Regions from separate parts of the Homo sapiens genome. Here regions 2 and 3 are each linked to region 1. The links are chromatin loops, found by intact Hi-C in ENCODE. Cell type or tissue: CD4-positive, alpha-beta T cell. All regions are shown on one strand. Each heading gives the region's core, and the rest is flanking DNA. Links, peaks and the distances in the headings are about the cores only.

Region 1 (10,004 bases), core at 2,530-5,029:
TGATGAGGTTTAGGTTTGTCCTCTAAATTCTTATCTATGCCAGAGAAGGCTTCTGCAAAGAAGCAATGTCCAAGCTGAGACTTGAAAACATTAGGGTAGAAACTGGGCTCTAGAGAGCAAGAATAACATTTGCAAAGACCTAGCGACTGGAGAGAACATGGCGTATTACATCAGAGAAACCGAAAGTTGTTCAGTATGCCTTATGGAAGAGTGAAAACAGGGAGGTAAGAGGTGGCTTTGGTAATTGAAAGCTTTGGAAGCCTTTGAGGCCATGGGAAGCTACTGAAGCCACATAAGTGGGGAAGTGGTAGGATTAGATTTATATTTCAGAGTAAGAATTCTGACTGCAGTGGAATAAAAGGTTTAGGGGCAAAGCTGAAAACAGAGAGACTAACTGATTCTCTCAATGTATTGGGATAGTGGCAGTCAGGATGGGGACAGGCAGAAGAATGGCAGAAATATTTTGGAAGTAGAAGCAACAAGACTTGATGATTAATTGGATGTGGACAGTGAGGGAGGAAGATAAATCAGAGACCAACAGCCCAACTTTCTTCATATCTGTCTTATACCCCAACCTTGGTCTGGACTTTGAAGCCTCCTTCCATCTTCAGTTTTTCCTAAAGCTGTGACCTCAAATCCTGGCATTGACCTTAGACTCCATGATGACTGTTATTGCCTTAGTGGTGCCAACAGCACCCATGACTACAATCTGTACTCCAAATGCTGGTGCTGGTCATTACCTGCCCCCAGGATTGGTTCATCCATGTGTTTCCTTCCTGAATATACAGCCACAGGATGATAATGGTGGTTAAGAGCAGGGACTTTAAGTGGGATGGATTTAAGTTCAAGTCCCAGCTCTTCACTTACTCTTAGTTTGACCTTTGGCAAGTCACTAAACATCTCTGAACCTCATATTTTCTCATCTGTGAAATAATAACAGAACAACTATGAGGATTAAATGAAAGCATGAATGTGAAGCACAGTGCCTGCACATGGGCAAGCACAAAATGAAAGCTAACCAAAGAGAGGAACAAGGAAACAATAAGAAGAGAGTGATAGGTTTTAGTGGGGTTTTTTTCCTTTCTCTCCCACGACCTACAGTCTGAAACAACACAGGATAACAAAAGCATCCATTTGGATAGAGAGGAAGAGGAAGAATCTCTTTTAGCAGGATTTCATGAAGGAGGTCCACAAAGAAGAGTTTATTCTGATTGCGTAAAAGTTCAGATTGGTTTGTTGAGCCTGGACTAGAACCAAAGCTAGGGCCCAGCCCATCGAGGCTTCTTTCACCCCTGGACTATTGACTCTTTTCATGTCATTTTTCTCCTCTACATACATGTTCTTCCTCATTGTCTTTGTTCAAATCTCAGTCACCATTAACTCTCTTATCCTTCCCCCTCCTGCTCTTCCCCTTTTGTCTCTTTTCACAAGGTAGCTCTAAAGCATCTCTGTATTTGTCCGGTTCCAGGCATGGCAGGATGTAGAAGTTAACATTTGTTGGAGACTGTTTTGCTTCCTGGAATCTCCCCTCTAGAAAACTTTGTGTCGCTCTGCTTACAAACCTGGTATATCCCTGAGTAGAGGCAGTGCTATTAAAACTCAGTAATAATAATAATACCAATAAGCAATGTGCATCAGTGCACTCTGCTGTTCTATACAATCAGCAGCTCGTTCTACTGGCCAGTGACCAAGCAGCCCCCTTTGTGATTGGTCAGCTCCATGCCATACTGGTCGTTATAGGTTGAACTGTGTTCTCCCTCTCTCCTACAATTCATGTGTTGAAGCCCTAAACTCCAGTATCTGAGAGTATCTGTATTTGGAGATAAGGCCTTTTAAGAGTGATAAAGGCAAAATAAGGGCATTAGGGTGGGCCCTAATCCAATGTGACTAGTGTGCTTTTAACAAGAGGAAATGTAGATATGCAGAGAGATACTAGGGATGCATGCACACAGAGGAGAGGCCATGTGAGGACATAGCGAGAAGGTGGCCATCTGAAAGTCTAGGAGAGAGTCCTCAGAAGAAACCAAACATCCTGACATCTTGGTTTTGGACTTCTAGCCTTCAGAACTATGAGAAGATAAAGTTTTATTATTTAAGCCATCCAGTTTGTAGTATTTGGTGCAGTAGCCCTAGCACACCAGTATACTGGTTATGATATTTTTTGGACTATCATGTTCAATAATAACAGTTTTGTTGATTGCTGAATCTATTCTAGGGGTAGTATAGAACACATCATTACATCTTTAGTCACTATCTAGGTATTATCCTTATTTTGCAAATGGGAGAACTCAGGCTTGAAGAAGAAAATGACTTACCTAAAGTCAAAGTCACAGAGCTAGTAAAGGACAAATTCAGGCTCAAATCTAAATCTTTCTGACACCAGTACCTAGGTTCTTAACTGTTCTGTACTACCTAGAAATACTGGTCTTCTCTGACTGCTTTCACCCAATATAAACAATGCTCTGTATTTTTCTCTGTGGCTCTCTGGTCTTTTTTCCCCTTTGGAGCATGAGCTACAATTTAGAATCATAAATTAATTATGTGATTATTTTCTCAATGCCTTCCTCCCCTGCTAGTCCCATGATGTAACACTGTGCTTATAATCATGAAGATGATGTTAGTTTTGGAACCAGCAGTGTTGAAAAGCTTCTTGATTTTTATGCCAAGTGAAAGCCAGCCAGCCCTTTGCATATGGTGAAATGATCAACCTCGATGGTCATTGGCAAGTAACAGGAACCGCTGCTGGGCTCTTTAATTTATACCTTGATATTGTACACATGTGGCCTCAGGAAGGGAGCGTGTCACCTAACCTTCCCACATGGTGAATACCAGCATTTCCCTCCTCATGGCTGCTGTCATGAAGAGCCCTGCCTGGTCTGGCATTCTCGGACTTGTTTTTCCATTTAGAAATGCACTTCAAGGCAGGAAGCTGTGAGCCACTGGGTGCACCCTTGGTGGCTTTTCTCTGCTTTTCCTGACCTTCTACCCTGTTAATACATCTGGGCGAAGTGGCAGCAGCTTATTTCGGATATAATGGAGCCTACAAAAAATGAAGCCAGGTCTGTTATACCAGATTGTGACTCCTCAAAGAACAAGATCCCAGCAGATACTTATTGTAGACGTCACACTGTGCTAATCACCTAGTTCAGCCAATGTCGTATTATGATGATAGTGGTTATTATTTTCCCAGTGAGGTTCCCCCATCAGAGGTGGAAACTGTACATTTTCCTCCCAACCAAAACTAATAGAAAAATTCTATCTACTTCCCAAGGACTGAATTTTTTAAAGACAGATTATTTTTCTCTTTGTGGCTTTTTATTTTTAGGTTTCCTCCTCCCTCTCCCCACTTTTTTCCATTTAATGCTTTCATACAGAATGAATAGTATTCTACATTTTTATATTCTAAACACCACTCCTGCATAATTTTATTCAATTCTTTGTTGGTCTTTTTTTTTTCTCCAAGTTATGGTTTTAAAAATAATCTAGAACTAATTTGTCTAATGAATATGCAATTATTGCAAGAGTCTTTTGAAGTTTTTGAAAACCTTCAGTCAGCATCTTTCTGGGACATGGTGATGAATGTAGCATCAGGCACTTGAAAGCCATTTCTAATTTGGCATGAGCAGGTATAATTTTTTGCACATTTCAAAGCTGGGTATGATGCAATATTTACTGTGTACTTATGGTTCACTTAGTGTAGTTACTTTCTAGCCTAGCTCCCTCTGCTGGATGAATGGATGCACTATTGCTACTGGGGCACACTGGGGTTGAAACAGAAGCCAGATAGGATAGTCAAGGCAGGAGAGAAGGGGGTGCAGTTTGGTTTTGCCACTGCTCATGCCCAGAGCTTACAAATAATAGCTACCGTTTATGGTGTGCTTATCCCATGCAAGACACTTTACGGATGTCTTAATCTTCACTTACACATAATCCAGAAAGCAAAGGAATATTATCACTATTTTATAAGTAAGGAAAATAAGACTTGAAGAGGTTAAGAAAGTTTCCCAAGATCACACAGGTAGTAAGTGGCAGAGCCTTCATAAACATTTATCCTGGAGCACATTTTCTGTGTGAGGCACTGTGTAAGTCTAGAAATGAAGTTGACCTGGATTTTACTCTCAGAGTGTTTATCTTCCTGTACAAGAGAGAGAAGACAAACAACCATATCATGTAGCCAAGATAATTCAGAAAAAAGAAAAATAGAGGGCCATTCCATGGTAGCAGAAGCAAAGGAAAGGGAGAAAAATTTCCATCTCAGTAGAGAGAAAATTTTATCCTCAGAGGAGCACTGGTTTCCATTTTCGCTCGTGCCTCCCTGTTTCCTGCCTACTGTGGACATTACGATTTTGGAAGTGGCCCCTGGATAGCATTTTTCAAGGATCATTTTTGACCTGGGAAGCAGCTTCCCCCTGAGTACTTTTTTCCAGTACCGGAGTGAAGAGGCCACTGCCGAAGCAGACAGAAGCATCCCAACCCCAGCTGTGGGGTTCATTATCCTCTGCTGTCAAATTGCCATGGTCGTGAGGGTGTGAAAGTCACAGCGCCTTCCCAGCCCTGGCTGGATACAGGCTGTCAGAACTCCTCATAAAAACAGCACAGGGCCTTCTGCTGAGTGTCGGAACATGACATCTCATGAACCATAGCCTTCCTTGGCGATGGAACAAAGTACTTTCTCCCATACCCAGTCTTGTTATACGCTTTTTTTTTTCCCTTCTGGCCTCCTGAAAATGTATTTTGGTTGCAGGTAGCAGAAGCACTAAAACTATCTTAAGCAAATAAAAGGGAATTTATTATAAGAATCTCAGGGGCTACACCCAGGAACCAAAAACATCAGAAGCCAAGGCAATTAATTACCCTCTTGGCAATTCTCTCTCTTAATTACATGGACTTGTGTTTCCGATTGTTTTTGCATCTCTGTCTACTTTTCCCTATTAACAAATTGTCTCTTCTCACAGATTCATGCCAGAATATGGCTTTCCATAGCCCCCAAATACCCATCTTCTCAGTTTGAGCTAACAAAAGAAATTCACACTGGATCCCAATTCTACTGCTGGGAGAGAGAAGCCTGATTTATTCCAGGCTGGGTCCAATCAGCTGTGGTTGTGGCAGGGATCAGGTAGTAGAGAAAGGCCCTTATTATTTCCCCAGCCCCTAGGGGGCACAGTGTTTGAGCTGAAGTTCTACATCATCCACAAAGATATCCCTCTTTAAATTCACTTTCCTTTTCTTTCCTTTCCATAGACTTTTCACATAAATCACTGGCTCCCAAGTTTGGTTAAGAAGCAGAATCATCTAGAGATTCTTTTTTCAAAACACAAATTTCTGAATCTCATCCCAGTTCTACAGAACCAGGACCTCTATGGGTAGTGCCCTCGATTCTATATTTTTTAAATGCTCCAGTGATTCAGGTGGAGTTAGCTCACGACTCACTGTGGCACTAAAATTTAAACCAATATTGCTCAAGCTTTTATAATCCATGTCCCCTTTTGCTAAACATAAATATATCTACCTTTCATATTATTAATACAAACATTGGAACTTTAAGAACTTTTTCTAACTATATAGAAAGCTTCTATTTTATACATATTTATAAGTAATGTGTACTGTATACATTTTACATATTTTATATATTATTTGTATAAAATTAGTTGTATAAATGTATTATGAATTTGTATAAATGAATATATAAATATATATATATATATTTATTCTAACTACCTCACCTCTCCAAACTCTCCACTCAAGCCTTGGGTCAGCCTTCAAATTATTTCTTGATTATTAACTCAAAATAGTTTAAGCAACCTTAAAATAAGTACTATGTCATATTTCTTTCATCAACTTCATCACCATTAGCTTCACAATTTGGCAGGATAATTAATTATTTTATTTAAGAAGTATTTACTGAGCATCTGATATGTGCCAGACATAGTGCTAAGGATACAATGGTGAATAAGATTTCCGCCCCTTGGAAGACTGTATCCTAGCAAGCAAAGACAATTAATGATTATGATAAGTCAAGATAGTGATGAACTCTATGAAAATAATAAAATAGAGTGATGTAATTGGCTGGGATTGAGTGTGGACTCTACTTTACAAGGGATATTCTAGAAAGATCTCTACAAAGAGATAACATTTGAGCTAAGACTCAATGACATCTCAACTTTTGAGTTTCAGAGACTAAAGCAGAAGTTTCCAGATTCCTACATGACAACCCTCCCACCTGGCCTCAGGCTTCTATAGTTAGGGAGTGGGGGCAGAAAAGTTCAAACTAAGGGAGTGGAAGATTCCTCAGCCCAAGGGGAATAGGGAACATAGAAATTATGGTTCTGGGAACCAAAGATAGAGAGTTTCAATCCCAAGGGGCCAAGAAGGGCTTGGAAGAGTTTATTAGTGATAAGCAGAGTAGACTGAAGTCCAGAGAGCCTTTCCCAAATGCAGAGGACTGCATAAAACACATGGAGACTTTCCACATCTTTGGACTGTTTAGAGATCTCTAGAATACAACTGAAATTCAATTTCTGTCCAAGGAAAGTGGAGAGATCAGCGAGGACAACATGAATTTCATGAGCAATAAAGAAATGTGAATTTTCTCGCACTTGAGAGTTATGCCTGAAAATTCATACCCACCACAATGAATAATAACTACAATTAAACAGAAAAGATTACTCTGTACTTGCTCTTTTCTACATATAATTTCTAACTCCTATAATCATCTTACAAAGGAAGTATTATTACTCCTCCTCGACCCCCCAGTTTGCAGATAGGACATTAAGGCTCGGTGTAAGGTTTCCCAAGGTCTTAGCAAATGAATTTTAAAATCATTTACCTAGTGGTACTAAACACTGTGCTGGGTATATTGACAGTACTAGTACATTTATTTTATTTATTAATTGGCCAGTTGAAAAACCTCTGGCTCAAAGAGTTTTGAACTCATAATAAGTTGGTCTGGTTTACTATGGGTCACTGAATGACTTACATATTTAGCATTATGATTTAGGAATTTACTGTGTATAGGGAAAGCACTATAATCAGTCTTAGGAGCAATAAAATAAGACAGATACTGTCCTGTGCAAGCAACAATCTACCGGTAGATAAAAGCATGCAAACAAATATAAGGAAGTTAAATAAACTAGAAGAGAAGTACGAAGCATTTCTTTGGATGTTTGTAGGAGGGAAAGATCACTTCTGCCTTGGGATACCAAAGAGGCATCTGTACAGAAAAGGCATGGGACAGGGAGGTAGTTTTAGGTTCTCAATGCCAGTGAGAACCGCCCAAATCTTACTCATACTTTCACGAGGATGCCTAAGCAATTATCTTGTGTATTTGAACAATATTAGCTGGCCTAATTAGTTCAGAACAACCCAAGCCTCTTTACCCTCAGCATCAAGTTTTTGCCTGGATTATATGGATAGTTTCATTAGTCCTCTTTACACAGCACAAGTGAATTCCATTTGTTTCAAGAAGCAAGAATGAACTTCTACAGACATTGCCCTCATATAGATAGTTAGCATGTTGCACTGACTCTCAAGAAAAGATAAAACCATGTCACAGCATTGATTTACAAATATATGGTTACCTATGTGAATGCCTGTCCCACAACTTCTCCTTTTCTGTAAAATGCACCCCACCCACCGCGGCCTCCCAAAGTGCTGGGATTACAGGCGTGAGCCACTGTGCCTGGCCTCAGTGGTGAATTTTTAATGAAACCACAGACAGTTGCTGACCCCAAAATTCATAATTCACACTTTATCCCCAGTGCTTGAGGTGAATGGTGGTGCTTCAGTTTTTTATTTCCTTTTTCTCTGGTTTTATTTAAACATAATACTTTTATTATGAAAAAGTTCAATTATATACGAAGAAAGCACAATGAACCCCTGTGCCTGTTTAGATGAATATGTCACCCAGCTTCAATAATGGTCAATTCTTGGCCAACTTCATCTGTGCCGCACTTGCTAACCCCTCTACCTCTAGATTATTTTGAAGAAAATCCAAGACTTGATATCATTTCTTCCATTAATATTTCAATCTGAAAAATAACAATTCCTAAAAAACATAATTTCAGCCAGGCATGGTGGCTCAGGCCCATAATCCCAACACTTTGGGAGGCCGAGGTAGGTGGATCACTTGAGGTCCATAGTTGGAGACCAGCCTGGCCAACATGGTGAAACCCTGTCTCTACTAAAAATACAAAAATTAGCTGGGCGTGGTGGCACACGGCAGTAGTCCCAGCGACTCAGGAGGCTGAGGCATGAGAATTGCTTGAACCCAGGAGGCAGAGATTGCAGTGAGCCAAGATTGCACCACTGCACTCCAGCCTGGATGACAGAATGAGAATCTGTCTCAAAAAAAAAAAAAAAAAAAACCAAAACCAAAAAACAAAAACATAAAAAACATAATCTCAATACAATCATTATACTAAAATAATTAATAATTTCTTAATTTTTTTCAAATATTACACCGTGTTAAAATTTTCTCAGCTGCTACAGAAATGCTTTCTCACAATTTGTTTTCAAAATTAGTTTGACTTCTAATGAAAATAAGACTCATATATTTTAATTGTTTAATAGGTCTCTTAAGCCTCCTTCGATCTAAGGTTTTCTTTCTTTGCAACTTATTTGTTGAAAAATCTGGTCACTTTGTCAGTAGAGTTTCTTGTAGTCTAAATTTTGCTAATTTTATTCCTGTGGTGTTATTAAAAGTATTTTTTTCTGTCCTCTGTATATTCTATAAATTGATAACCAGATTTAAGAGCTTACTCAGATTAAGATTGGATTTGTTTTCCACATTATTTCATGGATGGTGGTGTTTATTTATATCAAGGAGCCATATCCCTTATTGTCACTCTTTCTGTCATGATAGTAGCAACTGGTTTCTCAGGAAAAGTGGGTTAAATGCTCAATTCTTTCATTTTATTTGCCTGTTTCTTGGAATTCTCCAAAAGTGAGCAATGAGTTGTGTTGTTGTTGTTGTTGTTTTGAGACAGAGTCTCCCTCTGTTGCCCAGGCTGGAGTGCAGTGGTGTGGCCTTGGCTCACTGCAACCTCCACCTCCTGGGTTCAAGTGATTCTCCTGCCTCAGCCTCCCGAGTGGCTAGGATTATAGGCACCTGCCACCAAGCCTTGATAATTTTTTGTATTTTTAGTAGAGACAGGGTTTCACCATGTTGGCCAGGCTGGTCTCGAACTCCTGACCTCGTGATCTGCCCGCCTTGGCTGCCCAAAGTGCTGGAATTACAGGCGTGAGCCACTGCCACACAAACAATGAGACACATTATTTTTTTTTTTTTTTTTTTTTTGAGATGGAGTTTCGCTCTTGTTGCCCAGGGTGGAGTGCAATGGTGCGATCTGGGCTCACCGCAACCTCTGCCTCCCAAGTTCAAGCGATTCTCCTACCTCAGCCTCTCTAGTAGCTGGGATTACAGGCATGTGCCACCACGCCCGGCTAATTTTGTATTTTTAGTAGAGACAGGGTTTCTCTGTGTTGGTCAGGCTGGTCTCAAATTCCTGACCTCAGGTGATCCAACCGCCTTGGCCTCCCAAAGTGCTGGGATTACAGGCGTGAGCCACTGCGCCCAGCCCCACATTATTGTTTTTAATATTGGTATCAACTCACATATTTGTTGTGTTTCAATCTATTGCAGTTGTTATTTTTAGTTCTTATTTTTCTTTACAATTGTGTAGTTCTTCATTGTGTGGATGTACCTTGCTGGTTCATAGCCGAGTTCAGCAAACATTTTCTGTAAAGAACCAGATAATAACATATTTGTCACATTTTTTTTCTATAATCCTTTAAAAATGTAAAACCACTCTCAACTTCTAGGCTGTATAGAAACAGGCCTGGAGATTTGGCCTGTGCACTGTGGTTTGCAGACCACTAAACCAGTTCTCTATTGGTAGCTATTTGGTGTGTTTGCAGACTTTTACTGTAATAAATTGTGCTGTAAAAGATAATTTTCTGCATACATCTTTTTCTATTTTTGCCATTGGGATGGACTTCTAGAAGTG
Region 2 (10,004 bases), core at 813-3,312, 750 kb before region 1:
CAACAGGTTATCAGGAGGACCACAAGAGCTAATGCCCTTGGCAGGTACCTGGCATGCAATCAGCCTTCAATATTGATATTGGCCACAATTATTTACTATTGTTTTACTTTTTAAGTGTGGATGTGCTCTCAGAAGAAGTTACTCACCTAGCTGCCTGTCCTAGATGTGTAACTTCTTCTGGATGGGGTCTTCATATCATGTTTCTTTGCCCCCAGCCTGGTTTCCAGAATCCCAGCACAATGTCATGTTTATTATAGGATACCAGCGATTTTTAGCTGAATGTTGACTGGACATGAAAGAGAGAGAAAAAAAATAAAGGGAGAGAAAGAAAGAGGTTGGGGGGTCAGGGCTGTGAGACATATGGGGTGCATCAAAGGATTGCTAGACAGATGGTAAGCAGGGGAGCAGCTCAAGGCAGAGAGAACACCTGGGCTATGTACTAATTAGCTGACAGGTGGGTCAAGGATTGGAAAAAGTAGGAAACAGTATGTTGTTTATTCCCCGGAATCAGAGGCTGCCTGAGGCCAGGTTCACTAATGCCCCTACTCCTCCTGGCTAAGTTCTACAAGTTCAGAATACATTCCACTTCACCTTGAAGAAGCCCTGGGCCACGGGACGGAAGCTTTGCTGACAGGTTTCATAACTGGGCCTTTCACTTAAGGTTCTGAGCCACTTTGGCCTCAGCCAGCACTGCACTTCCTCCAGTCATATCTTCCCCGAAACTAAAATACAGCTTGGAAAGACAGTCTGGTGCCCTCACCGTCGCTGTGGCTTCCTCAAGCCATGACATGCTCTTTTATGAGCCTGCGGGGCTGTAATTCTCATCACCTGACATTTATGGGAGGCTTCGTATTAGCAAACGGCTTTATGGCCATTTTTATGAGGGATGCCTCTCTGAACCCTGTCAGGTGTAATCACCCAGACTAGGCAGGAGGAGAGAGCATGGTGGGCAGGCAAATGGCCCTGGCCCACTGGCCAGCAAAGAGCCAGGGATGGAGCCTGCAGGTGCCACTGCTCTTCAAACGTGTGTCATAGCTGATTTTCTTGTCCTCACAGCCTTGGCAGCTCTCTCCGTGTCACTGTCCTCCACATCCAACCCACCAGAGGGTCCTGAAGGTGAGACCACCAAAGCCACCTCATATCCATTCATTTCTGTCCATCTTCCCAGCTTGACTCCCACACAGCACCACCTGGCTCTGTCTCCTCCTCTTGCCCCGCTGCCCTACTGTCCATCATCCACACAGAAGACAAAATAATCCTCTAGATGATTTTTGTTTTGTTTTGAGATGGAGTCTCGCTCTGTCAGTCAGCTTGGAGTGCAGTGGTGCGATCTTGGCTCACTGCAACCTCCGCCTCCGAGGTGCAAGCAATCTTCGTGTTTCAGCCTCTGGATCAACTGAGACTACAGGTGCGTGGCACCACGCTCAGCTAGTTTTTGTATTTTTAGTAAAGACAGGGTTTCACCATGTTGTCCGGGCAGGTCTTGAACTCCTGACCCCAAGTGATCCACGCACCTCGGCCTCCCAAAATGCTGGGATTACAGGCGTGAGCCACTGCGCCCGGCTTCTCTAGATGTTAATATAGTTATTTAATGTATGCACTTTTTAAACTTTCTGATATTTCTGGGAAAAAAAAATCTTTATTGATACCCTGTAGCGAGTATGTACTATTAAAAAAAATAGTCCTTGAAAGACAAAAATAGCAAATGCTCAATAGCTTCCTCTTCTGAATAAAATGTATCCCAAACAAAATCCCAGCTCCTGGGCAAAATACTGGGACCCTCTGTGAACTGGTACTTGCCCACTTCTCTGGCCTCTCCACACAGCCCTCTGCTCCTGCACGGAGTTCAAGGACCCAGGGAGCACTTTTCTGTCTCTGGAGTTTACACCCACTTCTCTCTCTGCATGAAAAGCTCTTGGCCTCTCCTGGCACAGCTGGCGTTGTCACAACCTTCCATTCTTAAATTGCCTGCCATCCCCCTGTACCCCGTCTCCCCCACCCACACATCTCCACATTAGCCTGTTAACGTTCAGAGCACTTTCAACAACCTTAAAATGTTTCCTGTTTGTTGACATACAAAATTGGTTTCCTTTGGCAGATTGTAAGTTTCATGAGAACAAGCACCTGCTCTGTAATTTTTGCTACTGTACTCAATGCTTTGCACATCACCTGCACCAAGTATAAGCTGAGTAAATAGGTGTTGAAAAAGTAAATGAAAAAATGGAATGGTAATTGAAAAACCTCTCTCCTCTCAAACCACACGTTAGTCTTCATTTTCATCAGTAGAGGGCAGCAAAGACTTTGCATTATCTAACTTTTCTGGCGTTTCTGCCAGAAAACTTATTCTCCTTTGCCCAGTAGTAGACTCTGGTTGTCAGGAGTTTTAGGAAAATACTCAGCCTTACAAACTCTTCCCTCTCCTTATTTCTGGAGTTGTCTTCACTCTGAATTATTTACAGGTGTTTTTGTTTTTCTAAGATTTCAGGCTGACAATGTTCCTTAAGAAATGAAAGCACATGTATCTACTAAACCAAAAAAGAAACCCCAGTGGCCTGGAGCCTGTACCTGCCTGCCCGACGAATTACTGGGGGGAAAGATGCTTATATCATATCCTACAGCTGTTTAGGACTTAAGGCTCGGCAGCTCTCCCTTATGGTGTGTAGGAGGGGCAGGTACCAGAGAAGCAGCTGCTACTTGTGTTGTGAGCACTTGCAAGAGCAAGTTGTGCGTGGGTTTATGGTTCTGTCTTCTATTTGCATCTGTTTCTGCTTATTCCATCTTCTGTTCTACACACCCCTACCTTCCACTCCCCAAGGCAAGAATTTCACCATTCCCTGCCTTTGTGCGCTCCCATGGTGGCTTCACCCAGAGTACACCCTGAACCTGGGTAATCAGAAGTAGAATCAGTGTCCACCCTGTTTTAGAATGGTATTTTCACTCACCTTCTGTCCAGCAAATATTTAAGAGTCCTCCTACATATTAGGCATGGGTTTGTGCTCTGTGAATACCGATGCTCCATTTGGTGGAAAGGCCCATTACAGGATCAAAAGGGGAGCATGATTTCTCAACCTCAGTACTATTGAGATTTTGGACAAAGTAATTTTCTGTCATAGGAGCATTCTAGGATGTTTCGCAACACCCCGGCCTCTACCCATTAGATGGAAGTAGCATCCACCCCCCAAGCTGTAATAACCAAAAATGCCTCCAGACATTGCCAAAAGTGGGGGTGGGGAGGAATTCCTACCCCCAACCTTGAGAACCAGTACTTTAAGGGGATCATAGTGGATGCCGTTGGGATATCTTTGCGGCCTTACATCAGTGACCCCTTTCTCCTAATACTCCTCCTCCTTACCCACTATTTATCTGTTGTGACCTGAAGCCCATGGACTTGACAGATTGGACATCTGACCCAACTTAGGCTTCTCAGCTTCTCTCCTCTGGGAATTTGAAAGTAGGACCGAGGGACTGTCTACCACATGGGCTCTCAGCAGCGTCAAAACTTTAATGAGAATTCAGGAGATGTGGGTGGATGTATGATAATAACATTGGAGACCAGATGCGAAGATATTTGCTTATCTACTGCAGAGATAAGAATAAAATGCTCAGTAGAGAAACACAGAGACAAGAGTCAAAGAGAAGCCACCTGGTGCTAGCACTTTCTAAGGCCTGGCTACACTTCCTACAATTCTTGCCTTAGATAGTAAGACATTCCTGAACATTTTAAACTAATTCCTCTTTGATGCCAGGGCAGTATTTTGTTCTGTTACTGGCCAATAAGGAGTTCTGACTAGTCCATTCTATGTGGCCTGGAACTGAAATCTTAACCAGAAAACATCAGGGATCCAGGCAGCTGGGGGAGCCATTTCTAACCCTAAGGGCAGCTTCACTGACTCAGACCATGTGCTCTATTTCACTTTCCCTACCAAATGGCTTTCTCACCCTCTATCACTACAGGGATAGAGATGGTGTTTTCTTTTGTCTTAACCTTGGCTTATCCATGGCTCATGTCCTCAACTTCTTGTCCATTCACCATCAGCTGGACTGCTAACAGCACACACAAGTTGCGTTTCTAGGCTTAGTTTCCTGAGCGGGGGGAGTCTGGTTGGCTCCTGTGGCCAACACCGCTGGCTGCCCACTCAGCAACCACCCTCCTCATCAGGTTTGTTCAGGTGAACAACCTCAGGTGGTGAATACATCATTGGTTTGTAAGAGCGCTGAGAGGTAAGGGAACTTTTGCGGGGCTGGGGGGCGGATTATGGGAAAGAGTGTTATCCCTGATACGAGACGGGGAGGCCTGAGAGGGAGCTGGCCCACCCGCTTCCTGCCTGCTTTGGATGTCACATGAGGACATGATGCATGACGCGGTTGTACCTATCATGCACCCATGAGGCAAAGCCAAGAGAACGACAGAGAAACTGACAGAAGAGGGCGTCAACATCCTTGAGCTGACAAACTGACCAGCCCTCGAGCCACTTACCTTCAGACTTCTTGTTACATGAGGTATCCTTAAGGTTTAAGCTACTTTGACTCGGGTGTCCTGTTACTTGAAGCCAAGAGGATCCTGACCAATATAGAATAGCTCATCTTTTCAGGCCATGTGGCTTAGGTCCTAGGTCTCTAGCTGTGAATCTGTAGGTTGACTGCCTTGGGGCCAGGCATCCACCGGCAGCCCACATGTTTATGCCTCCCTAACTCCCAACCTTTTATTTTGAAAATGTTTAAACCTACAGAAAAGTTTAAAAAGAAAATACAATGAACTCTCAAATATCCTTCACCTGCAATCACCCATTGTTAACATTTCACTACTCTTGTTTATTGTACATAACTCCATATACGTATATGGGTGTTTTTCATAGACAGATAGATAGATAGTGGGGTTTGGGGGCTGAAAATTGGAAAGTACATTAAAAACTTTATGAAGCTTCACTCCATAGTACTTTGGCATTTACCTCCAAAGAAACAAGGACATTTTCCTGTATAACCAAATTGTCAATCTAATAGATTCAACATTGAGGTATTATCTAATATTTTAAAAGTCTTATTAAATATATATAGCTTTTCCCCCAGTACCACCCTTTGAAGCTTTACTTGTTTTGTTTTGTCTTAGTTTTGCCTTTGTTTTTGTTTTTATCCGGGATTCATCAAGAATCACATGCTGTTTTAGCTGTCACGTCTCTATAGTCTATTTTAGAACAGTTCTCTTGACATTTGCGGGGAAATGGGGAGAGGGCCTTCAGGTCAGTTCTTTTATAGAATGTCCCACAATTTGGATTATCTGGATATTTCTTCAGAATTAGATTTAGTTAAAGACTTTTAGCAAAAACTTCTACAGAAGTGATGTTGGGTCCCTCTCAGTGTTCATAACAAGAGGCATATGATATCACTGTGCCCTGTTATAGGTGATGCTAAATTTAATCCTCTGATTAAGGTGTTGCCTGCTAGAATTCTTCACTGTAAAGGTATATTTCCCCACTTTATAATTAATAAGTAATCTCTGGGATGGTACATGGAGGATATGAAAATATCTTGTTCCTCCACAACTTTTACCATGTTCTAGCATTCATTAATAAACTTTGACTGAATCAATTATAATGTTGGTGATTGCAAAAATCACAATTTTTCTAATCCTATCATTTCTTCCACATTTACAAGCTGGCATTCTGCTGTTTAAGCAAATGCTCTCCTCTCATACTCACCTTTTAATGTTCTTGAGTATCACTGTCAACTAGGAAAAATCATTACCATCGGTTTTCTTTTCAATTCTCAATTTGTCCCAAATTAGGCCAACGGGAGCCCCTTCCAGTTGGTCTCTGTGTCCTTCTGACATATGCCTGTTGGTTTTGAGTGCTTCTTTACTTATTTCACGATTCTGTAGCAGAGGAGGTCCCAGGCTCATCTTGCACTTTCTTTGCTCCAGACATTGAATCAGCCATTTCTCCAAGGAGATTCAGTTTCTTTTAGTGGAAACCTTCAGTTCTTAGAAAAAAAAATGAGTAGGAAGAGTGCTCTTGCTATTGGAGTCTCATTGCCTCTAGGCCCTTTCAGTAGACAGAGCCAGAAAGTATATTTTATTTAAAATCATTAATTTATCTGAATCCCCCAACTCCAATCCAATACCAGCAGTTCTTCCTCTTGTCCTCCCAGTCCATATTTTTATCTTTTTCATTTTTTTGAGACAAGGTCTTGCTCTGTTGCCTGGGTTGGAGTCCCATGGCAATATCATAACTCACTGCAGTCTCAACCTCCCAGACTCCAGCAATCCTCCTGCCTCAGCCTCCCAAGTAGCTGGGACTACAGGTACATACCACCTTACCCAGCTAATTTTTTTTTTTTTTATAGATGGGGTCTTGCTTTGTTGCCCAGGCTGGTCTCGAATCCCTGGACTCAAGTGATCCCACCTTGACCTCCCAAAGGGCTGGGGTTACAGGCGTGAGCCACTGCGCCCAGCCCATATTTTTACCTCTCTTTTCTCAAAGGAAGAATGCTGGTTTTCATGAACATCACTATATTTACTCTTCTGCTCTCTTCTATAATACTCAATAATATTAGACTTACTACATCAACACCACTACCAACAACAAACCTAACAAAGTTCAAGATTACAGTTTTAAAAAATGTCCTTAGAATGTAGCCCACTTAAAAGTAGAAGTCTGTTTAAAAGCCTTTAAACCTTGAAATAGGTTCGTTTGTTTCTTTTTAAATTCAACATTAGGGTTTTCCTATCCTTATTGATTATATATATATACTTTTTTTTTCTTTGAGACAGAGTTTAACTCTTTCATCCAGGCTAGAGTGCAATGGTGTGATCTCTGCTCACTGCAACCTCCGCCCCCTGGGTTCAAGTGATTCTCCTGCCTCAGCCTCCCGAGTAGCTGGGATTACAGTCCAAGTCTGAAGATCTAAGAACTAGGGAAGCCAGTTGTGAAAATCCCAGTCCGAGGGCAGAAGACAGATGTTCCAGCTCAAGCAGGCAGGCAGGAAGCAAAAAAGGGCCAAATTCCTTCTTTTAGACAGTCTCGCTCTGTCACTCAGGCTGGGGTGCAATGGCGCAATCTTGGCTCACTGCTACCTCCACCTCCTGGATTCAAGCGATTCTCCTGCCTCAGCCTCCTGAGTAGTTGGGATTAGAGGCACCTGCTACCATGCCCAGCTAATTTTTTGTATTTTTTTTTTTTTTTTTTGCTTTTAGTAGAAACGGGGTTTCACCATGTTGGCCAGGTTGGTCTCATACTCCCGACCTTAGGTGATCTGCCAGCCTTGGCCTCCCACAGTGCTGGGATTAGAGGCGTGAGCCATGGCGCTTAGCCTCCCTGTCTTTTTGTTCTAGTCAGGCCCTCAATGAATTGGATGATGCCTACCCACATTGGGGAGGGCCATCTATTTAACTGAGTCCATTGATTCAAATGTTAGTCTCACCCCAAAACACCCTTACAGAGACATTCACAGAAATGATGTTTAATCTGGGTACCCCATGGCACGGTCAAGTTGACATAAAATTAACCATCACATACACACACATATATTGTTATTTAGCCTTTTTAAAAGCAAATATCTATGTCTATTTCTTTGCACATTACTTTTTTCACTTCATATTGTTTTATGTTATAAATATGCAAGCCTTTTATCGCACTAGTTTTTCATTATGTGATTTAGATTTCATTATGTCATTATGTGATATATTGTTCTCTCAATATATTTGGTATTTGGAAGGGTTTTGTTTTTAATGGTTACTTTTACATTTACGCTAAAATAACTTTAGTTCCCCCATCTTATTTTTATTACTATCTGTTGGTTCTCCAGCAATATAGAAATTAGTTAATTTCTTTTTTATTCTCTCATCCCTATCCATCAATATCTCATTTGAATAAACATCCTTTCATTATTATCTATTGGTTCTCCAGCAATATGAAAATTAGTTCATTTCTTGTTTACTCTCTCATCCCTACCCATCAATATCTCATTTGAATAAACACCCTTTTACCACATCAGTAACTATAAAACAATCAACAAGAATATTTTATTTTTTCTCTCTCTCACCATTCTCTGCTTTTAATTATTGTACAGTATCTACTTTGCCTGGATGTTTGCTGTTTTTATAACCATCATAGTTTTATGGGTAAAAGTACATCTAACATTCACCCTTCGTTCTTATGCCAATATCTTTCCATTTTGGTTGTCTAAAAAAATCTTTCTTTAGTACATTCCTCAGGTAAGGTACATGGGAGCAGTATTCTCTGGTTCTTTTATGTACATAAAAACTTGTTGCATTTAGCTACCTATTAAATCTCTGGCTCATGTTTACTTTCCTTGAGTATGTTCAAGGAATGTTACTTCATTTCTTCTGGAATGATGTCTAATGACAATCTTATTTCCTTTCCTATGTCAGTGACTTGAGATTTTGACTAGTTGCCCAAATATTTTTTCCTTTTTCTATAAAGCCCAGAAGTTGTTTTAGGATATATCTTGACCTTGATCATTCTAGATTGATTTTGCTAGGTACTCATGTCAGTCTCACTCTCTTTTTTTTTTTTTTTTTTTTTTTTGAGATGGGGTATCTCTCTGTCACCCAGGTTGGAGTGCAGCAGCTTAATCTCAGCTCACTGCAGCCTTGACCTCCTCAGCTCAAGCGATCCTCCCACCTCAACCTCCCAAGTAGCTGGGACTACAGGCGTGTGCCATCAGGCTCAGATTTTTTTTTTTTTTTTTTTGTATTTTTTGTAGAGATGGCATTTTGCCATGTTACCCAGGCTGTTCTCAAATTCCGGGTCTCAAGCAGTCCTCCCACCTCGGCCTCCCAAAATGCTGGGATTATAGGTATGAGCCACAGCACCCAGCCTCCGTCTCTTTTTTATTTTAGGAACGTTTTCTTGAGTGTTAGCTTTTTGAATTTAAATTACTTTTAAATTTCCATTTTTATTTTTTATTTGTGACTTTTCTATCATACATATGTTGAATATTCTTTGCTTACTTTCTATATTGACCACTTCCTTTGGAATCCTTCATTTCTCTTTAATGTATTGAAACTTTTATTTTTACCTTCTATGTAAGGCATTATCTGTTGAATTTATTCACTGTTTTGTACCTTCTATTTTAGTTTCTATTTCTGAAATAATTCTAATTCTGAATTCTCCTACATCATTTCTAAGATTTTCTAATTCTGACTTGTATAGTTCTTTTCTACCTAATGTTATTTCGTTAGCCTTTTAGCACATTTTGAAATAGTAAGTCATACTTTTCAACAGTTTCAAAAGCATGTCTTTCTGATATGCTTTGTTATTCTGCCTTTTTTTCTTAGAACTTAGTGTTGATTTTGAACACAATCTTACATATATGCAAAAATATATATATAATATATATGTTAAAAAATATATATAATTTTTTTTTTTTTTTTTGAGACAGGGACTCACTCTGTTGCCCAGGCGGAAATACAGTGGTGCAGTCATGGCTCACTGCAGCCTCAACCTCCCAGGCTCAAGTGATCCTCCCCTCTTGGCCTAAGTAGCTGGGACTACAGTTGCATGCCACCACGCCCAGTTAATTTTTCTATTTTTTTGTACAGATGGGGTTTTGCCTTGTTGGCCAGGCTGGTCTCAAACTCCTGGCCTCAAGTGATCTGCCCACCTCTGCCTCCCAAAGTGCTGAAATTACAGCCATGAGCCACTACACCCAGCCAAAAAATGTATTTTTATGGCCTTATGTATTTTGACATATGGTTCCTCTGCTCTTTTATCTAGGCCTTCTTTTCTCTTTATCTCTGTCACCCCATGCTTCCCCATTTGGATTCTGCTCTCAGAAGTCTACTCTGGGTGTGAGGCTTTCTTCTCTAATAGAGTTTTGTAATTATAAAGGTCCACAAGGCCAAGCTTCAGCACCTTTAGACCTTACCTTGGGCCCTATACACCCACATCTTCATTGGAGTGTGCAAAAACCCTTCCCAATTTTGGTAACTGTTCCCAAATTAGTCTAACTCTGCTTTTTAGTGAGTACCTACTACCAGTTTTAGA
Region 3 (10,004 bases), core at 6,773-9,272, 750 kb before region 1:
TTCCATCACTTCTGCCCATATCCATTCATTAGAAGCAAGGTGAGGCTGTGTGCGGTGGCTCACGCCTGTAATTCCAGCACTTTGGGAGGCCAAGGCGGGTGGATCACCTGAAGTAGGAGCAAGACCAGCCTGGCCAACACAGTGAAAACCGATCTCTGCTAAAAATACAAAAATTAATCAGGCGTGGTGGTGCACGCCTGTAGTCCCAGCAGTGAGCCGGGATTGCACCACTGCACTCCAGAGTGAGACTCTGTCTCAATTAAAAAAAAAAAAGGGGGGGAAGAAGAAACAAGTTGAAAAGTGTAGACCACACTCAAGGAGGGGCTGAATATCAGAAGGTGGGATCATTGGGGGCTGCCTTACCTATGACACTGTCTTTCAGGTGTAAGTTTATGAAACGTTTTATATATTTTATCTTATTTCTTTTCCTGCCAACTCCATTTATTGTAGTTAATGCTGAAGGGTTTTTTTGCTTTTTGTGTTTTTTGGTTTTTTTTTAGTTTAGTTTCATGTTTTTGTTTTTCTTTTTGTTTTTGTTTTTAGAGCCAGTGTTTCACATTGTTGCCCAGGCTGGTCTCAAACTCCTGGGCTCAAGAGATCCTCCCACCTTGGCCTCACAAAATGTTGGGATTACAAGCATGATCCTCCACGCCCAGCCCTGAAGTATTTTAAAGTAAATTATAGACATCATAATATTCCACCCCTAATGTTTGGAATGCATCTATTTTTTTTAATGCCCAGTTTTCTACATAGCAAAAATTATATTTTCACACCTAACATAATTAACAGTAATAGCAAATCCATATTCAGATTTCCTCACCTGTCCCCAAGATGTCCTTCCAGCTGGTTTGGCCAGATAAGTATCGAATTCAGAACCAAGCAGTACATCTGGTTGCTATGCCTCAAGCTTTTAATCTAGAACAGTTCCTTTTATCATAATATGGACTTGCTGAAGACCAGGACTGTTTCCCCTCTGGATCTGTCTGATTGCTTCCTCTAACCCTTGTGTTTCCTATAAGCAGGAAGATAGATCTGAATATTTGACCAGATTTAAATTGAACATTTTTGTCAAGGGAACTTCTTAGGTAATGCTGTATATTCCAATTTCAGTCACAACAGGAGACACATCTGGTTGTCCCCTCCTAAGTGATGCTAAGTTAAAGGTGATGACAGCTCAATCTTATTATAATCAGAATATTATCTGCATGATATTATTTTGGTTTCATACAAATGTTGGTACCCTGTCAGGAGGGTGACCCTATCACTTATAATCCAAACTGCCACATTTGAGACTAAAAGGGGCACTACTAATAATTACACTTGGACAATAGTCATAAACTAGGACCATCTCTGGCAAAATGGGATGAATGGTCAACGTACCTGTCAACCATTAACCTAACGATTTAATGATTTTATCCTTTCCTGAATCAATACTTTCCTTACGGGTGGCAAACTGATGATTTTCCAATTATATGTTACCTTCCACACTTGCTCACTGACAGTCTTCCTTAAATTAGAGATTTCCTTTGACAACAGAGGCGATTTAGTTACCTGAAAATAGTTTCTGTTTTAAAAGTGAGTAAATGCTTAATTCTTTTTCTTTACTTACTAACTTTCAAAATAAAAAGATTGAGGCCAAGGCAGGCAGATCACCTGAGGCTGGGAATTCAAGACCAGCCTGACACACATGGTGAAACCCTGTCTCTACTAAAATTAAGATTAAAAAAGAAATTAATATCATCAGTGATAGTGTACATCCCTGACATGATGTGGTGAGAAGGCCGCTTCGCCTCTATGGTATTCTTCTCCAAGATCCACAACCTCAGTCTAAAGTTGTGGAAATATTAAACAAATCTGAATTGAGGGACGTTCTACACAATACCTGATCAATACTCTTAAAAGTGTCAAGATCATGAAAGACAGATAAAGAGTGAGAAACAGTCACAGTTTGAGGCAACAAAGGAGGCATGATGACTAAAATGTACAGTGGTGTCCTGGATCACATCCTGGCACAGAAAAGGGGCACTGGTGGGGAAAACTGAGGAAATCCAAATAAAGTTCATTGTTTAATTAATATTGTAAGGGCCAGGCACAGTGGCTCACACTGGTAATCACAGCACTTTGGGAGTCTGAGGTGGGAGGATTGCCTGAGCCCAGGAGTTCAAGACCAGCCTGGGCAACACAGTGAGACCCTATCTCTATTAAAATATATATTTTATATATATATATATAATATATATATTTTTATATATATATTATATATATATTATATATATTATATATATATTTTATATATATATATTTTATATATATATATATATATATAACCTTTGTGGTTTGATCAATGAACCATGATTATATAATATGTTAATGTTGCATGGTGGCTCATGCCTGTAATCCCAGCACTTTGGGAAGCCAAGATAGGGGGATCACTTGAGGTCGGGAGTTCAAGCCTGACCAACATGGTGAAACCCCATCTCTACTAAAAAAGTATAAAATTAGCCAGGCGTGGTGGCGCACGCCTGTAATCCCAGCTACTTGGGAGGCTGAGGCAGGAGGATCACTTCAACCCAGGAGATGGAGGTTGCAGTGAGCCAAGACTGTGCCATTGCACTCCAGCCTGGGCAACAAGAGTGAAACTCTGTTTCAAAAAATAAAAATGAAAATAAATGTTAACGTTAAGAGAAGCCGAATGTGGACTATGTCTGTACTAACTTTGCAACTCTTCTGTAAATCCAAAATTATTTCAAAATAAAAGGTTTATTTTTTTTTTTTGATTTTTGTTTTTTTTGAGACAGGGTCATGCTCTGTTGCCCAGGCTGAAGTGCAGTGGTGCAATCACGGCTCATGGCAGCCTCAACCTCCTGGGCTCAAGCAAACCTTCCTCCTCAGCCTCCTGAGTAGCTGGGACCACAGGTGTGCACCACCACACCTAGCTAATTTTTGTATTTCTTGTACAGACAGGGTCTCACTATGTTGCCTAGGCTGGTCTTCAACTCCTGGGCTCAAACTATCTTCTCTCCTTGGCCTCCCAAAGTGCTGGGATTACAGGCATGAACCACTGTGCCCAGCCCAAAAGAAAAAGTTTTCTAAAATCCATTTTAAGTGTTCAGATAGCTAGTTCTCAAAGGTGCTAAGTACCTTTGAGAAAGGTGAAAACCATAGGTATACTATGATGCCTCAATTTGTCCATCTACAAAATAAGAGGATCAGACAAGATGCTCATCTAATGGTAAGCGCAAGCAGTACCCAGTGAGACGTCCCCAGAAAAGACTCAGCTAGCAGTATGAGTGCCAAGAGAGCTCGCGAGGTACGCTTGACCTCGAGAAACACATGCAGTTAAGGATTGCACTCCTAGCCTTCCAATCCCCGCAAATAGATTTTTTTTTTTTGGGCAAAATGAGCCTGGAAACAAAGTCAATAACACACACATTAAACTGAACACACAGCAGGGCATGGTGGCTCACACCTGTAATCCTAGCACTTTGGGAGGCCGAGGCAGGAGGATCCCTTGAACCCAGGAGTTCGAAACCAGCCTGGACAACATAAGGAGACCTGGTCTCAAAAAAAAAATTATAAACTGAACACTTAAAAAAATTATCTTCATAAACCAGAATACCAACGTATTAATTTATGAAAAAAATTACAACTGTCAGGTGGACCAGCTGCTCCTGTCCTCCCTGTGGGCAAACATACATAGCAAGCAAAATAATCAGAAGGCAGTTCAATGAGATTAGAAGCAGAACAAGGGAAGAATGTTATTTAATTTTAATTTTTAATAGCTTTGGGCCATGAAAGCCTGATAATTCATATTCCAAATAAAGATACACCTTCTACTTGGACCAACTGTGCCTGCCCTTGCATTGGGGAACTCTCTGTCCTATCCAAGAACCTCTTCCTTACACAGATAGCTTAGCCTACTTCTCCAGTGAGGAGGATTAAAAAAAAAAAAAAAAGGAGGTGTGTTCTTTTCTATTGTGGTTTATAGGAAACAAAGAGAGGGAATCATTTTGATCATTAACACCATTGGCTGGTTCAGCCAACAGACAGCGAATGGTTAGTAAACTCATAAATTTGCAGATCCTTAAAGCAATTTCATGGACCACCTGGAATCTGAGAGCCATAGATTAGAGTACCCTGCTTTAGGTTGACCATCTATGTTTGTTTCCACAATTTTTTCCCTATAAAATACCATATGATTATTTAGGTTTCCACTTATTAAACAATGATCATATTCTCTAAGATTACCCTAGTTTGTGTTTTTCCTAGAATAATTAACCACACATTTGCAATCTCTTCATTTACTAACATAGATGACTATATCTAAGTACATTGTGTATGCATTTTACTAGTTTAACTCTCAGAAACTTTGAATTTGTCCCATAATTATTAATGATACATATATAGTCTCCTTGCTTATTAACATAAACAGTTAATCATATCCACTGTATAAAGCCAATGCTAGTTCTTTTACTGAACATGGCCAGGTCGGGGGCAGTAAGTGGGGATTCTCTCTTATCCTCTTGTATCAACAACAATTATCTCTTTTATGGTTCATTCCAATTATAAATTCTTACCATTAAAATTTTTCTGTTTCTCAAAGTTAAAAACAACAACAATAACAACAAAATCTCAGGAACATTAAATAGCAGCAGTAGTTAAGACTATTATAATGCAATTATTTCATATACTTTCGTATACAATTTCCCCAAATTGAAAGTGTAATTTATCACCTTGAGAAGTTACAAAAGCAGTTGATTGCCAAAGTGAAAGGATCTTCGAGATAATCTTGTGCATCGTTTGTCTACAGATGAGGAAATAAAGACTGAGAGTTCAATTTTTAACTTTTTCATGGTCACACATCCCGTTAGTGACAGAGACAGGACCAGAACCCAGGTCTTTACAATATTATGCTTCCCCAGTTAAATTTGACTGAAAGTGTTGTTTGTCTCTTACAATTTTCTAAACTCAACACCTGCAGTGTGTCATTAACCACACCAATCTCAGGACATGCGGTAGGGTAATAATTTTTTCATCGCTATAGCAATAACTCACTATTTTAGAAGTTATTTAAACTCTTCTCCATTACTCAAACATGTGAGATCAAGTGTTCCAATTTGGGGTGTAGAAGATAATCATCCATTCATTTGTCCATTTGGCAAACATTTAAGGAATACTTATTTTGTGCCCGTTACTATCATAGTTGCTAAAGACACAAGAGTCTTTATCCTTGAAGCACACAGTCTAGCAGAAGTAAACAAACTAAATATTAGCCAAGACAAATGGCTAGTAATTACTAAGTGATTAGCACACGCAAGGACTTTACCTGGAATTTCTCATTTAATTCCCCATGACAATCTACATATCACAGCTACTAACTAGCCCCACTTCACAGATGAGGTAATTGAGGCTTAGAAAGCTTACGCGAGTTGCCTAAACTCATACAACTTAGGTGGGGTAGTCTGGCAACCACATACTACTGCATTTGCTCTGAATCTTTATGTCATACTCTTTGTAGTTAGGCAGAAACACAGAAGCAGGGACTGTGTTTGGAGGGAGACTCCGTTGTGAAGGTGGAAACTGAGGAAGTAAACAAGAACCAAGAAAGGATGCATCAGGGACAGCATTTTGGAAGTAATTTTAGGAACTTACAAGGACGTTATCAAGACTAATGCACTAGTGTACAGGGGAGCAGCAGGAAATGGACCTAGAAAGGAGGATGGGAGTCATATTTTATTCTGCAGATGATATGAAGTTATTATTTAAGGGTTTCAAGTATGGGAGTGACGATTAGATTTGCTTCTTAGAGAGAACACTCTGACTATAGTGAGAATAATGAATTGGAGCAAGCTTGCAGCTGGGGAGACAGTAGAACATTGCTGCGATTAACCATGATGAGACGTTGACTGAAGGCAATGATAGCAAAGATGGAGAAAAGGAGACAGATTCAGGAACTATTTAAAAGGTAAAATCAACAAAACTGGTTGATGGATTGGATTTGAGTAGGGAAGGCAGGGAGCTTTAGACAACCTTAAGATTTCTGACTTCAGCAGCCTGGGTTAATACATTAGGATAACTTAACTACTTCATAGATCAAGTCTGTAGTTATTAATGGCGAAAACCATAATTACTTTTGCACCAATCAGGACATATTCTATATAGACTTATTCTGATTTTAGATTTTAGCTTATGCTGTATCATATCCAAACTCCCTTGCTGGTGAACTCTGTTATCACCAGATACTATGGGATTGTTAGAACAAAATAGAAAGTGGACGAATGTAGAAATTAAATGTTTATCCATAACCCAGTCACTTGCATCAGAACATCAAAACTTCATGAGCTTTGAATAAGTTCCCAGAACTGTCATGAAAGATCACAAGTTCTTTAATGCAGAAGAACATGTTAAGCCAAAACAATCATACTTGACAGTAAATAATAAAGCAAGTAACTATTAGTAGAATACCTTGTTAGTGAAATTGCACATTTGTTTATGCAAAATTATTATTCAATAATTTTCACTTGATCTTAGCCAAAAGGCCAAGGAGCATTTATTTGATAATTTTCATAACCTTTTTAATTTGTACCAGTCCTATAGTAGGAAATGGAAACACTGGCAATAAGAGCCAACTCCTTTTCTTAAGAATCTTAGGCTTGTAAAAAGTAAAGTAGAGGTTCCTCTTCAAAGACTTTCCTCCCTGTCTAATTAGAAATAAATAGTAACTTCTCTTAAAAAGCAAAATTTATCCTTCGCCCACTTTTTGATGGGGTTGTTTGTTTTTTTTCTTGTACATTTGTTTGAGTTCATTGTAGATTCTGGATATTAGCCCTTTGTCAGATGAGTAGGTTGCAAAAATTTTCTCCCACTCTGTAGGTTGCCTGTACACTCTGATGGTGGTTTCTTTTGCTGTGCAGAAGCTCTTTAGTTTGTTGTGGGGTGGGGGAAGGGGGGAGGGATAGCATTAGGAGATATACCTGATGCTAAATGACGAGTTAATGGGTGCAGCACACCAACATGGCACATGTATACATATGTAACAAACCTGCACGTTGTGCACATGTACCCTAAAACTTAAAGTATAATAATAATAATAAATTTATTCAAAAACCTGTGCTAACATTCTTAAATATCTGCTAGCCGTAATAAAAAAATCAATGTACTTTATGTTCTTAGTTCCCACATTTAGCCTAAATATTTGCCCTGGCATGCTTATACTGGTCCAAGCAAGCATTAGGTCATTGCCTGTTCCTCTTCCTTATTTAAAGGTATTTTTACCTTTCTCAGCATTCCACAAGTTACTTCCTCCTTCCTTTGTTCTCCTCTGCCTTTGCCTCTTTTAAAAAGTTCTAAGTTGCTAGCCACTCGGGACAAATATAGAATGTGAGGTCCCGTTCCAGCCAGTGGAAACCGGACACAGCAGTAGGGTAGACACGTCAGGTTGTAAATGACCTGGTCTCCTTTGTTCAGTGTACTCTCATGGCAAAACTGCTGGCGAGTGTACCCTTTCTGCAGAAAGTATAAAAATGGCCTTACTAAAAAAATTAAATTTATGTTTAAGTGCTATTTCTTTATGGTACCGGAAAACAAGCATTTCAAGCAAGCTCTATTGAGAGAGACTAAGAAGCAAAGGGAATTGCAGCACAGATGATAAGCATTCAAACAGCAGTTAGCTCAGATGCTGGGAGTCCCAGTAGAGGGTCAGGAGACCCAGCTTTGTGGGCAATGGTCCCCTCCTTCTCAAGGTCAGTCTGACTCCCATAAGGAAGCATATAATGGTGTTAGGCACAGAAGGTGTAGGAGGGTATTTCAGGTGGCAGAAAAGCATAGAATGAAAGAACATTTTGACTCACTCCAACATTTTGTTCCAGGGGACATTTGGATGCTGCAGTACCAAGAAGTAAGCAATCAATATACAAGCACAGCTGCATTTTCTCAGTCACAGGCTGCCTGGGTGTGAATCCCCGATCTGCCTCTTACTAGCTGTATAATTTGAGACAATTTATTTCCAGTCTTTGTGCCTCGGTTTCCCCATCTTAAAATAGAAATGATAATTACATCTCTGCAAAGAGTTGTTGTGCAAATTTACAAAAACAACAGCAAAAACAAAAAACATAAAAAGTGGGCACAGAATATGAACAGACACTTTTTTTTTTTTTTTTGAGACAGAGTTTTGCTCTTGTTGCCCAGGCTGGAGTGCAATGGTGTGATCTCTGCTCACTGCAACCTCCACCTCCTGAGTTCAAGCGATTCTCCTGCCTCAGCCTCCTGAGTAGCTGGGATTACAAGCATGCACCACCATGCCTGGCTAATTTTGTATTTTTTTTAGTAGAAACGGGGTTTCTCCATGTTGGTCAGGCTGGTCTCGAATTCCCAACCTCAGGTGATCTGCCTGCCTCGGCCTCCCAAAACGCTGGGATTACAGGCGTGAGCCACCATGCCCGGCCTATGAACAGACACTTTTTGAAAGAAGACATACATGCGGCCAACAATCATATGAAGAAAAGCTCAACATCACTGATCATTAAAGAAATGCAAATCAAAACCATAATGAGATACCATCTAACAGCAGTCAGAATGGCTATTACTAAAAGGTGAAAACAAAACAAAACAAAAACAGATGCTGGCAAGGTTGTAGAGAAAAAGAAATGCTTACACACTGTTGATGAGAGTGTAAATTAGTTCAGCCATTGTGGAAGACAGTGTGGCGACTCCTCAAAGACCTAGAGACAGAAATATTATTCAACCAAGCAATCTCATTATTGGGTATACACCCAAAGGAATATAAAGCATTCTATTATAAAGATACATGCACACGTATGTTCATTGAAGTACTATTCACAATAGCAAAGACATGGAATCCACCTAAATGCCCATTGATGATAGACTGGATAAAGAAAATGTGGTACATATATGCCATGGAATACTATGCAGCCATAAAAAAAGAAGGAGATGATGTCCTTTGTAGGGACATGGACAGAGCTGGAGGCCCTTATCCTTAGCAAACTAACACAGGAACAGAAAACCAAATACTGCATGTTCTCACAAGTGGGAGCTAAATGATGAGAACACATGGACACATAGAGGGGAACAACACACACTGGGGCTGTTCAGAAGGTAGAGAGTGGGAATAGGGAAAGGATCAGGAAAAATAATTAATGGGTACTAGGCTTAATACCTGGGTGATGAAATAATCTGAACAACAAACCCCCATGACACAAGTTTACCTATGTAACAAATCTGCACATGTATCCTGGACTTAAAATCGACGTTAAAAAAAAAGAGTTGTTGTGAAGATTAAATGAATATAAGCCCATTTAAGGTGTTTAGAACAGGGCTCATAAGAAGTACACAATAAATATTAGCTATTACCATTACCATAAATATAATTTTTACTCTTAAAATTTGATTTCCTATTGCTATCTTTATCTCTGAGTCTTTGTCTCTGTTTTGCCTAGCTCTCTCTGTTGCCTAATGTTGTTCAATGTTCTCATCCCGTTGAATAAGAAATGAGTAAATAAACCATTAATCTGCTGTTCAATTTATAAGGGATATTTCTGGCAAAAATAACCAACACAAATTAAAACTGAAAATGGCTATGACTGATTGTATGTGGTAAAAATGTGATATTGACTAAAAATGGAGCAAATCTTGAAATGCAGATCTGCAAAATTTGACCCAGGAAAATTGGATCTGGTAAAAATAAGTCACTGAAGAAACCTCACACAAATAATACCTAAAATTGGTACAATTTGATGCAGACAGAACTCTTGATGATTAAATTTTCACTCTAAAATTTACATAAAGAACTGCCAGACATAACTTTAGGGCAAGCACAGTGGTTCATGCCTGTAATCCCAGCACTTTGGGAGGCCGAGGTGGGTGAATCACTTGAGCCCAGGAGTTTCAGACCAGCCGGGACAACATGGTGAAACCCCATCGCTACAAAAAATACAAAAATTAGCCTGGCATGTGGCACGCGCCTGGGGTCCCAGCTATTTCTTGGG

The links. Hi-C counts contacts between places; a loop is a spot of excess contacts. Peaks named below come from ENCODE experiments on the same cell type or tissue, not always from the same donor. Only the 100,000 strongest peaks of a DNase experiment are listed, where the experiment ranks them.
Region 2: it touches region 1 in a loop (16-fold over the local background); 15 of 110 quality-filtered maps call a loop at or near these places.
Region 3: a loop joins it to region 1, with 12 times the contacts of the local background. A loop is called at or near these places in 15 of 110 quality-filtered maps.

The regions. Positions count from the first base shown.
Region 1 is chr5:145,675,512-145,685,515 of GRCh38, reverse strand. It overlaps a transcript of PRELID2 not described here. Among named protein-coding and RNA genes, the nearest start is that of PRELID2, 150 kb to the left of the region's middle. In CD4-positive, alpha-beta T cell, for the core only: no CTCF peak of the experiment used is centred there; a DNase peak (open chromatin) is centred at 3,735.
Region 2 is chr5:146,419,631-146,429,634 of GRCh38, reverse strand. No RefSeq gene overlaps it. Among named protein-coding and RNA genes, the nearest start is that of TCERG1, 23 kb to the left of the region's middle. In CD4-positive, alpha-beta T cell, for the core only: CTCF peaks have their summits at 2,070 and 2,290 (motif pointing right); a DNase peak (open chromatin) is centred at 2,294.
Region 3 is chr5:146,430,305-146,440,308 of GRCh38, reverse strand. No RefSeq gene overlaps it. Among named protein-coding and RNA genes, the nearest start is that of TCERG1, 12 kb to the left of the region's middle. In CD4-positive, alpha-beta T cell, for the core only: no CTCF peak of the experiment used is centred there; no DNase peak of the experiment used is centred there; H3K27me3 peaks cover 419 bases.